Linked DNA regions of Homo sapiens: all the other regions are linked to region 2. The links are chromatin contacts, found by Hi-C or POLR2A ChIA-PET in ENCODE. All regions are on one chromosome and are shown on one strand. The core of a region is the stretch at or near the end of the contact, and the rest is flanking DNA. Distances in the headings are between cores, read along the strand shown. Region 1 has its middle 100 kb from the start of FAM53A. Region 2 holds the start of PCGF3 (polycomb group ring finger 3). Region 3 holds the start of CTBP1-DT (CTBP1 divergent transcript).

Region 1 (2,739 bases), core at 133-2,632, 870 kb after region 2:
TCTGGGGGTTCTCCCCATGCCCTTGACCTGGCTGCCCTTGCAGGCCGGGGTGAGCAGCCACAGCACGATTCCTGCCTGCGATTCCTGCCTGCCCTGAGCGCCTTCCCCTGCCACGACCTTCAGGCGCCTGGGAAGGTCTGCAGTCCTGGCTGTCAACACCCCCAGGCCCCCCCCAAGCCTGGACACGGCCCCCAGACCGGCACGATGTCCAGGCTAGGTTTTGTTTTGTGCCAGTCTATTGAAATCGCTATTCCCTGCCTATTAATTCTCCTAATTAGAATTAAATGAAGCATGCTAAATTGCTAGATTAACCAATAATTAAGCAGCCACTGCACTAAAACTGAACACCCCGGGTGGCCTGCACCCCGTCTGCGTGCAAGTGCCAGGGGCGGGCGTGCCAGGCAGGAGGGGCCGACCAGCCTTGGGGACAGCGGTGCGTGCGCTAGTGCCCGCACCCGGTGTGTAGAAGGGCGCGAGCGTTGGCGTGAGAGCCGGTGTGGCCTGGAAGCTCTGCAGGAACGTGTGGGGGTAGGAGGTGAGGGGACCCTCAGTTACGGGGAGAGGGCATCACACGGGCCTTGCTGGGGGCAGAAGATTTGTCGTGAGCGCGACAGACCCACTAGACTCTGCAGGTCCCCATGGGAAGCGCCCTGCCCTCCACGCCCACCTACGAGGTCGCGACCCCCCTACCCCGAACCGCCCTCTGCAGACAACGAGGCTCGGAGGAGGCAAGCAGCGAACCAAAGCTCCCACCGTCACCAGGGAAGGGAGGGGAGGGCAGGGCAGGGAAGGGGCGGAGGAGGGGAGAGAAGAGGGGGAGAGGAGAGAAGAGGGGGAGGGGAGAGAAGAGGGGGAGGGGAGAGAAGAGGGGGAGGGGAGAGAAGAGGGGGAGGGGAGAGAAGAGGGGGAGGGGAGAGAAGAGGGGGAGGGGAGAGAAGAGGGGGAGGGGAGAGAAGAGGGGGAGGAGAGGGGTCGCCTCTCGAGGCAGAGCAGGCGGGAAAGGGCGCGGCCCGGCTGCGACACCCCTAGGCCCCCCACCCCCGCAGGCGCAGAGCCGGGGCGCTCCCCCCATTGCACCGCCCGCCCTCCAGGCCGGAATCGAGGTCCCCTTCCCAGCGCTGCTGGACGCCCCTCCCGAGCGCTCCCGAATCCGACCAGCCCGGAGGCGGCTGCGCCTCCAGGGGCTCCCGTCAGGCCCCTGCCCCCCCTGCCCTCCCTGCCCTGGCGCGCCCCCGCCCCTAGCCGCCATCCCCGCCCGAGGGTCCCAGCCAGAGCCCCGGCCCCCGGCCCCGCCCGCGCCTGCTGGGCGCCCCCTGGTGGCCTCGGCTGGGCCCTGCCGCTGCGCCCACGGCCCTCGTGGGAGGCCCCTCCCTACCCCGGCCGCCCTCGGGCCCCCACGGTCTACTACCCCATGGGGACCGGCATGTCAAGCCCCTGCGTGGGCGCCTGCGCCACCCCCCCGCCCTCCGCACTCGCCCCCTTGTCCCAGCCCCGCGTCCTGGGGAGGAGGCTTGGGCCGCAGCCCAGCACCCAGAAGTGCAACGCGCACGGGTGGGGCCAGGCTCGAGTCAGCCGGTGACGCAGCCTCTGTGTGACCAGGGCGGATGGCCCGACCTCTCTGAGCCCCCGTTTCCCCGCCTGTAAAAGGGGGTGGGGCTGCCTCCCAGCGCCGCTGCGAGGCGTGAGTGAGTTACGACTCAGAACGCCCAGGTCCGAGGTGAGCACACGCGACACCCGCGAGCCACGGCCACGCGTGTCCCCAGGGCGCCTCCCGCCACGGGCTGGCCAGGAGTGTCCGCGCTGTGGGGATACGAAGGGGCGCGGCCCCAGCGCTGCGGGGCCCGCAGGGAGGGCGCAGGGGCCGAGCATCCGCCCCGGGGCATCCACCCATCAGGCCTCGCCGTAAACTTCCTCCTAACAGCCGCTCCTGCAGCCGGAAGATATTGACTCGAAGGAGAAACAATGGCAGGAATAAAATAAAAATAAAAAAGTTAATTATCCTTTGTGTTTGTAATTTAATTAAAGATGCAGTAAAGTTTTACTGTTTTTCCAGGTGATGATGTTTAGAGCCCCGAGAAGCTATTTGTGCTGGTGAGATTAAAGTGCATTTTAAAATGTTCCTCCAGTACTTTCACATTTGTTGATAGATTTTTAAATTAAACTTTAAATTGTAATCTAAATTACCTCCAACAATTCATGGTCCCTGTAATGAACTCCCACCGTTCCCGCTGTCATCCGTCGATGATGGAGTGCGAGCCGGGAGCTGCAGCCCCGCGGCCGCCGAACCAACCGCGGAGGCCAGGCAGCCTCGCCCCAGGGACCCCGCCCACGGCGCCCTACACCGGCGGCCAGTCAGGGAGGCCAACGCCGCGAGACGGAAGCAGCCATACCCCGCGGGCCACCAGTGTGGCCAGAAAAGATCTGCAGGGATGTGAGGGCAGCTCAGAGCTGAGATCTAAGGCTGGGGCAGAACCGGACGGCGCAACAAGCTAGGGAGAAAGCATCCCCGGCGCGGGGTGCACGGAGCCCCAGACCCCACCCGCCTCCCGCCCGGACCCCGCCTCCACTCAGGGAGCCGGGCCCCACCTCCCGCCCTAGGCCCCGCCTCCTACCTCGGGCCCCACCTCCCGCCTAGGCCCTGCCTCCTGCCCAGGCCCTGCCCCCAACTCAGGGCCCCGCCTCCCGCCCAGGCCACGCCTCCCACTGAGGACCCTGCCTCCCGCTCAGGGACCCGCCTCC
Region 2 (2,700 bases), core at 112-2,611:
GGGACAGTCGCAGGGTCACTCCCTCAGCCACCACCTCTCCAGACGGGACGAGCTAATGACTCCCGACTCCTGCTCCATGCCTGCACCGCACAGCCTCGCAGCGAGTGCCCCTGGGCCTACGGGGCCTCCCCTCTCGCCACCAAGCCTCCACACTGCGCGGTGCCCCGCCGCCCGGAACCACAGTGGTCTCGCTTCCCACCCAAGACCCAACCTGCCCTCCCGTCCTGGGCCGCCAGCCCAGAACCCGCAAACCGGGAGACCCTAGGACCCCGCGTGCCTGCACGTCCGCCTCACCCCCGCACGCGCCCTCGGTCCTCGGATCCCGCCCTCTCAGGACAGTGCCAGTCCCACGAAGGCGCAAATGCCGCCCGTACTGCTCCACCCTGGCGGAGGGCACCCAGGTCGGAGAGTCCGCACGTGGGTGCCCTGTCCGTCCTGATGCTGAACATAACCTAAATACAAGCCTAAACATGACCAGACCCGAACCCCTGACCCTGACCCCACCCCTAATCCTGACCCTAACCCTAAACCCAACCCTAACCCTAAACCTAACCCCTAACTCTGACCCTACCCCTAATCCTGACCCTAACCGTAAAACCAACCCTAACCCTAACCCCTAATGCTGACCCTAACCCTAAATCCAGTCCTAACCCTGACTCTAACCCTAACCCTGACCCTAACCCTAAAACCCAACCCTAACCCTAACCCTGACCCTAACCCTAAACCCAACCCTAACCCTAGACCAGACCCTAACCCCTGACCCTGACCCCACCCCTAATCCTGACCCTAACCATAAACCCAACCCTAACCCTAACCCCTAATGCTGACCCTAGCCCTAAACCCAGTCCTAACCCTGACTCTAACCCCTAACCCTGACCCTAAACCTAAACCCAACCCTAACCCTGACTCTGACCCCTAACCCGACCCCTGACCCTAACACCGACCCTTAACCCTGCCGGGAGGGCGCTCAGTCCCGGCTCCCACAAAGGACAGCAGCACCCGTACTGGACGGCACCCCCGGAGGGACCCGGGCCTGAGGACTCTGCTGCTCCAGCGCCCCAGCTCACGATCGTCCAGGACCCGTCGGGTCCCTCAGCACAGCGCGGCCCTGTCGCTCTCCTGACCACGCCCCTCATGGCCCCGCCCTATGCCTCGCCCCTGGCCCTCGCGCCCCGCGGCTCCCTCCGCCGAGTCCAGGCCCGACGCGCCTGCGCCCTCTGAACACGCCCCTCCCCGCCCCTATCCCCACCCCTTACCGCCTGGCCCCGCCCACGCCCCTTGCCGCGGGGTGGGAGCCCAGACGCACACCGCGCATGCTCCGAGCGCGGCGCCCCCGACGCGGCGCTCGGCTCGGCTCGGGCATTTCCGCCTCTTTGTTTTAAACTCCGGACGGGCTTTTTTCTCCTCCTCTTGGGGGGGACCCAGAGGGAGCGGCGCCCCCTCCCCCCTCCGGCGCGGACCCCGCGTGCGCCTTGCTCGCCCGCAGCCCCGAGACCGCAGGTCAGTGAGTCCGCCCCGCCTGGCCTGGGCCCTCGGCGCCCGCTCCTCAGGCTGCGGCCTCGGCCCGTGTCCGGCCCGGAAGGCTCCGAACCCCGGGCCCGCGCTCCGTCGTCCCCGTCGGCCTGGCCCGGGAAGCCCTTGGCAGGCCCGGGAGGGCCGGCACCCCAGCCCAGTCAGGACTCCGGGAGGTCGAAGACCCCAGCCCAGGCAGGACTCCGGGAGGGCCAAGAGCCCAGCCCAGGCAGGACCCCGGGAGGGCTGGGACTCCAGCCTAGGCAGGACGCAGGGAGGGCAAGACCCCAGCCCAGGCAGGACTCCGGGAGGTCGAAGACCCCAGCCCAGGCAGGACCCAGGGAGGGCTGGGACAGCAGCCCAGGCAGGACGCAGGGAGGGCAAGACCCCAGTCCAGGCAGGACGCAGGGAGGGCAAGACCCCAGCCCAGGCAGGACTCCGGGAGGTCGAAGACCCCAGCCCAGGCAGGACCCAGGGAGGGCAAAGACCCCAGAACAGGGAGGGCCAAGACCCCAGACCAGGCAGGACCCCGGGAGGGCCAAGACCCCAGACCAGGCAGGACCCAGGGAGGGCGAAGACCCCAGCCCAGGCAGGACCGCGGGAGGGCAGGGACCCCAGACCAGGCAGGACCCCGGGAGGGCCAAGACCCCAGACCAGGCAGGACCCAGGGAGGGCGAAGACCCCAGCCCAGGCAGGACCGCGGGAGGGCAGGGACCCCAGACCAGGCAGGACCCTGGGAAGGTCGCGACCCCAGCCCAGGCAGGACCCAGGGAGGGCGAAGACCCCAGACCAGGCAGGACCCAGGTGAGGGCGAAGACCCCAGCCCAGGCAGGACCGCGGGAGGGCAGGGACCCCAGACCAGGCAGGACCCTGGGAAGGTCGCGACCCCAGCCCAGGCAGGACCCAGGGAGGGCGAAGACCCCAGACCAGGCAGGACCCAGGTGAGGGCAAAGACCCCAGCCCAGGCAGGACCGCGGGAGGGTAGGGACCCCAGCCCAGGCAGGACCCTGGGAAGGTCGCGACCCCAGCCCAGGCAGGACCCCGGGAGGGCTGGGTCTTCAGACCAGGCAGGACCTGAAGAGAGTTGGGCTCTGGGATTGCACAGGACCCCCAGAGTGCTAGGACACAATGACACATCATCCAGGAGGGTCTGACCCTGGGACAGGTCACCGAGAAGGGCTGGGACCC
Region 3 (2,726 bases), core at 154-2,653, 540 kb after region 2:
AGGCGCACGGACTCTGCCTTTGCAGCCGGGTCGAGGGAAAGAGAGGCTCCGCGCAGCGGCTCGGGCCGGCCCAGGACGCGGGCGCTGCAAGATGGCGATGGTGGCAAGCCCGGCGCCCGCCCGTGCTCCCTGCTTCCGCGGCCGCAGCCCGCGAGGAAGGCGCCCCGGGACCTGGGCGGGCCCAGGCAAGGGCAGGTGGGGGCGCTGGGCCGGTCCGGGACCTCGCGGAGTTCGCGGGAACGGAGACCCCGGGCCCTCCCGCGTCACCGCCGGGGGCTGCGCTTTGGGCCCGGTCTGAGGGCAGCGGCCTCCTCCACGGTCATACCCGGCACCCGCGCCCCGTCCCCTTCCCCCACAGCGCGCGGCCACGGTCGCCGGCGGCCTCCCCGCGGGAGGCGCGCTCCCGCGAGTGGCCCGGGAGCGCGCGCCCCAGGACACCCCGAGCTGCGCACGGCTCCCGCCCCATCCCGGCCCCGCAGGCCCAGCCACGGGGTCATGACCGGGGACGGGGTAGCGGCCGGGGATCGGGACCCGGGGTGCCGTCCCGGGTCCGACGGGGCTGGGGTCGGTGGAGCTGGGGGTCCGGCGGGGCAGCCCAGAGGCCCACAGGCCCTTTTGTGTCACCTGCACGGGCCGCGGGCGGGGAGAGCAGACTGCGGCGCTCGCGCACACGCAGCGGCCCGCGCATGCGCAAGACCCTTCCCGCGGTCCCGCCCCCGACCGCGGCCACGCGCGGACGCCGGCGCGCACGCGCACTCGCACACAAAGCCGGCGGCCCGCGGGCGCGCGCTCGGTCCGCCCCCGCGCCCCCCGCCCGCGCGGCACCCGCCCCGCCCCGCCCCCGCCCGCGGCCGGAAACGCGCGCGCGCGCGGCCTTACCAAGCGGCAGGCCCTTGTTGAGCAAGTGCGAGCTGCCCATCGAGAGGCGCGAGCGGCCGCGGGCCCCGACCACTCCGGCGCGCTGCGCCGCCGCGAGCCCGGCGCGTGGGGCGGCCTCGGCGCCGTCCGCTGCTCCGCCCGCCCGCCTGCGCCTGGCCGCCGCCGTGCCGAGTCTCCGCCGCGCCGCTGAGCCGCGCTCCGACGACCGCGCGGGCGGGGACACGGCGGCGCGCGCGGGCGGGGCCTCGCGGTTGGTCTCCTGGTTCCCAGCGCGGGCGGCGCACGGACTCACGCGGGCGGCTCAGGGCCCGCCCGGCCGGGACGCGGCTGCGGGGCGGGGCGGGGCGGGAGCCTGGCGGGAAGCTCGCGGGGCTGCAGCCCGGCGGAGGCCCCGGGCCTGGTGTTCCGCACGTTCTAAACCGCCTGTCCCCGAGGAAGTCGGGCAGGGTCGGGCCGGACTCAGCGCCGCTGGCGGGAGCGCCGTCCGCCCCGAGGACCCTGCGGGCCCGGAAGCCGAGACAGGGCCGCCCACGTCAGCGCCTGGCGCGGGCCCGAACGTAAATGGCGCTCCTCCGCGCCGCAGCCGCAGCCGCCCCGCTCCCTTCCCGCTCCGCCAGCTGCCGCCCTCCCGCGCTCGCTTCTCGCCCCGCGGCCTGGCCCGTGCGCCTCCGAGGCTGGCCAGGGGCACCGAGGCCGCGGGCCCCCCATCGCCCCCACCCGAGCCCTGATTTACCGTCCGAGAGCCGGCGGCACATGGGACCCCGAGAGGAGAAGCGCGCCTGCCCCAGTGCGTCCCCAGGCGGGGGAGCCCCGACTCCTGGAGGGACCGCGTCCTGCCCGGCCCGGGAAGTTCAGGGCTGGAGAACCCCTTCCCCGACCCCATTTCTCTTTTAACAAGAGTAGGGTTTGTAGCTAACCAACGTCCTGACAGCTCAGCTCTGCTTTCCCTTTAAGCATTAATATCAAAGCCCTGCCTGCTACCGGTGAAGCCCCGACCCGGGAGGGCCCGAAAGTCCCTTCAGGGAGAGGCCGCACTGGGCCTGCTCACCCAGGGGCTGCCCCTGCAGACTCTCCCGAGGGGCCCAGGGATATTCCTCGCGCCGCGAGTGGACGCTTCCATCCACCCCATGGGGAGGGCCTCTGCGCGTGGCTACTCTGAGCCCTCTGGAATGCCGAGATAGTTGCATAATTTCAGAAACCACGGCATGGAGACGGAATGATGCAGACTCCTATCCGCGAGATACCTGCTGTAATTTCGCTGTGGTTCGTGAGGACGCGTCCTGGGCTGCCCTGAGAAGCCTACGTCTCCCCTTCGAGGCCCGGGAAGACCTCCAACCCCGCTGACAATGCTGGGCCCTCAGCCAGACCTGCCCTGCGTGCCACGTTCTGTTCTAAGATCGGGCTGCCGAGCTGTGGCCTGGAGGAAACCTGGCAGGTGTCACCAGAGCTTTGGGGAGGGTGAGGCCCTGTCGGGGAAGCCCAGTGGGAGTCATGAAGGAGGGAACACGTGTGGAGCCCTTGTAGGGGGAGGGGCAGCCCTGCAGAGATCTAAGAAAAAATTCCAGAAAAATGAGCAGCAACCTCCAAGGCCAGGCATCGGTGCAGGGGACAAGGGGTCGTAGCTGGAGGGGCCTAGGTGAGGCTGCCGGGAAGGGACGATGTGGTTGGTGGAGTGCACAGGCAGGGACCTCACTGGACTTTCCTGTCTGCTCAGCATGGACAGGCAGCCCAGGAGAAGGCAGCACGTGGCCGGGTGCAGGGACGTACCACCCCCACTTCCCCAGGGGAGCTGGGGTCAGACGAGTCCCAGGCACTCCATCCTCTGCAGCAAGTCAGGTTGTGATTTA

What was found. Hi-C counts contacts between places; a loop is a spot of excess contacts on that map. ChIA-PET counts read pairs that join two places held with the same protein, here RNA polymerase II (POLR2A). Pooled maps may share reads with other maps.
Region 1: a map of CD8-positive, alpha-beta T cell shows a loop between it and region 2 (16-fold over the local background). The contact joins the enhancer-like site here to the promoter of PCGF3 in region 2. A Hi-C loop is called at or near these places in 1 of 168 maps with a recorded cell type or tissue (CD8-positive, alpha-beta T cell), 1 of 37 single-sample maps with no recorded cell type and 9 of 50 pooled maps. POLR2A ChIA-PET finds 5 or more read pairs at or near these places in 2 of 52 experiments (B cell and activated CD8-positive, alpha-beta memory T cell).
Region 3: a loop to region 2 is called in a pooled map, with 26 times the contacts of the local background. The contact joins the promoter of CTBP1-DT here to the promoter of PCGF3 in region 2. A Hi-C loop is called at or near these places in 1 of 37 single-sample maps with no recorded cell type and 8 of 50 pooled maps.

What each region holds. Positions count from the first base shown.
Region 1 is chr4:1,577,974-1,580,712 of GRCh38, forward strand. It overlaps a transcript of FAM53A not described here. Among named protein-coding and RNA genes, the nearest start is that of FAM53A, 100 kb to the right of the region's middle. RefSeq lists enhancers at 1-34, 35-907 and silencers at 1,289-1,568, 2,366-2,425, 2,606-2,739. Within about 2 kb of position 1,383, at least 31 of the 41 ENCODE cell types and tissues checked have a DNase peak (open chromatin) inside an H3K27ac peak, as active enhancers do; they include B cell and CD8-positive, alpha-beta T cell, where a contact is called at or near this core.
Region 2 is chr4:704,471-707,170 of GRCh38, forward strand. It overlaps PCGF3 (polycomb group ring finger 3), which reads left to right and starts at 1,362. Exons shown (of 11, transcript NM_006315.7): 1 at 1,362-1,500. RefSeq lists enhancers at 1-109, 1,150-2,135, 2,136-2,700 and a silencer at 1,085-1,784.
Region 3 is chr4:1,248,037-1,250,762 of GRCh38, forward strand. CTBP1-DT (CTBP1 divergent transcript) reads left to right here and starts at 1,404. Exons shown (of 2, transcript NR_033339.1): 1 at 1,404-1,436; 2 at 2,075-2,726. It overlaps CTBP1 (C-terminal binding protein 1), which reads right to left and starts at 1,094. Exons shown (of 10, transcript NM_001012614.2): 1 at 880-1,094. RefSeq lists silencers at 1-702, 873-1,802 and enhancers at 2,173-2,222, 2,283-2,372.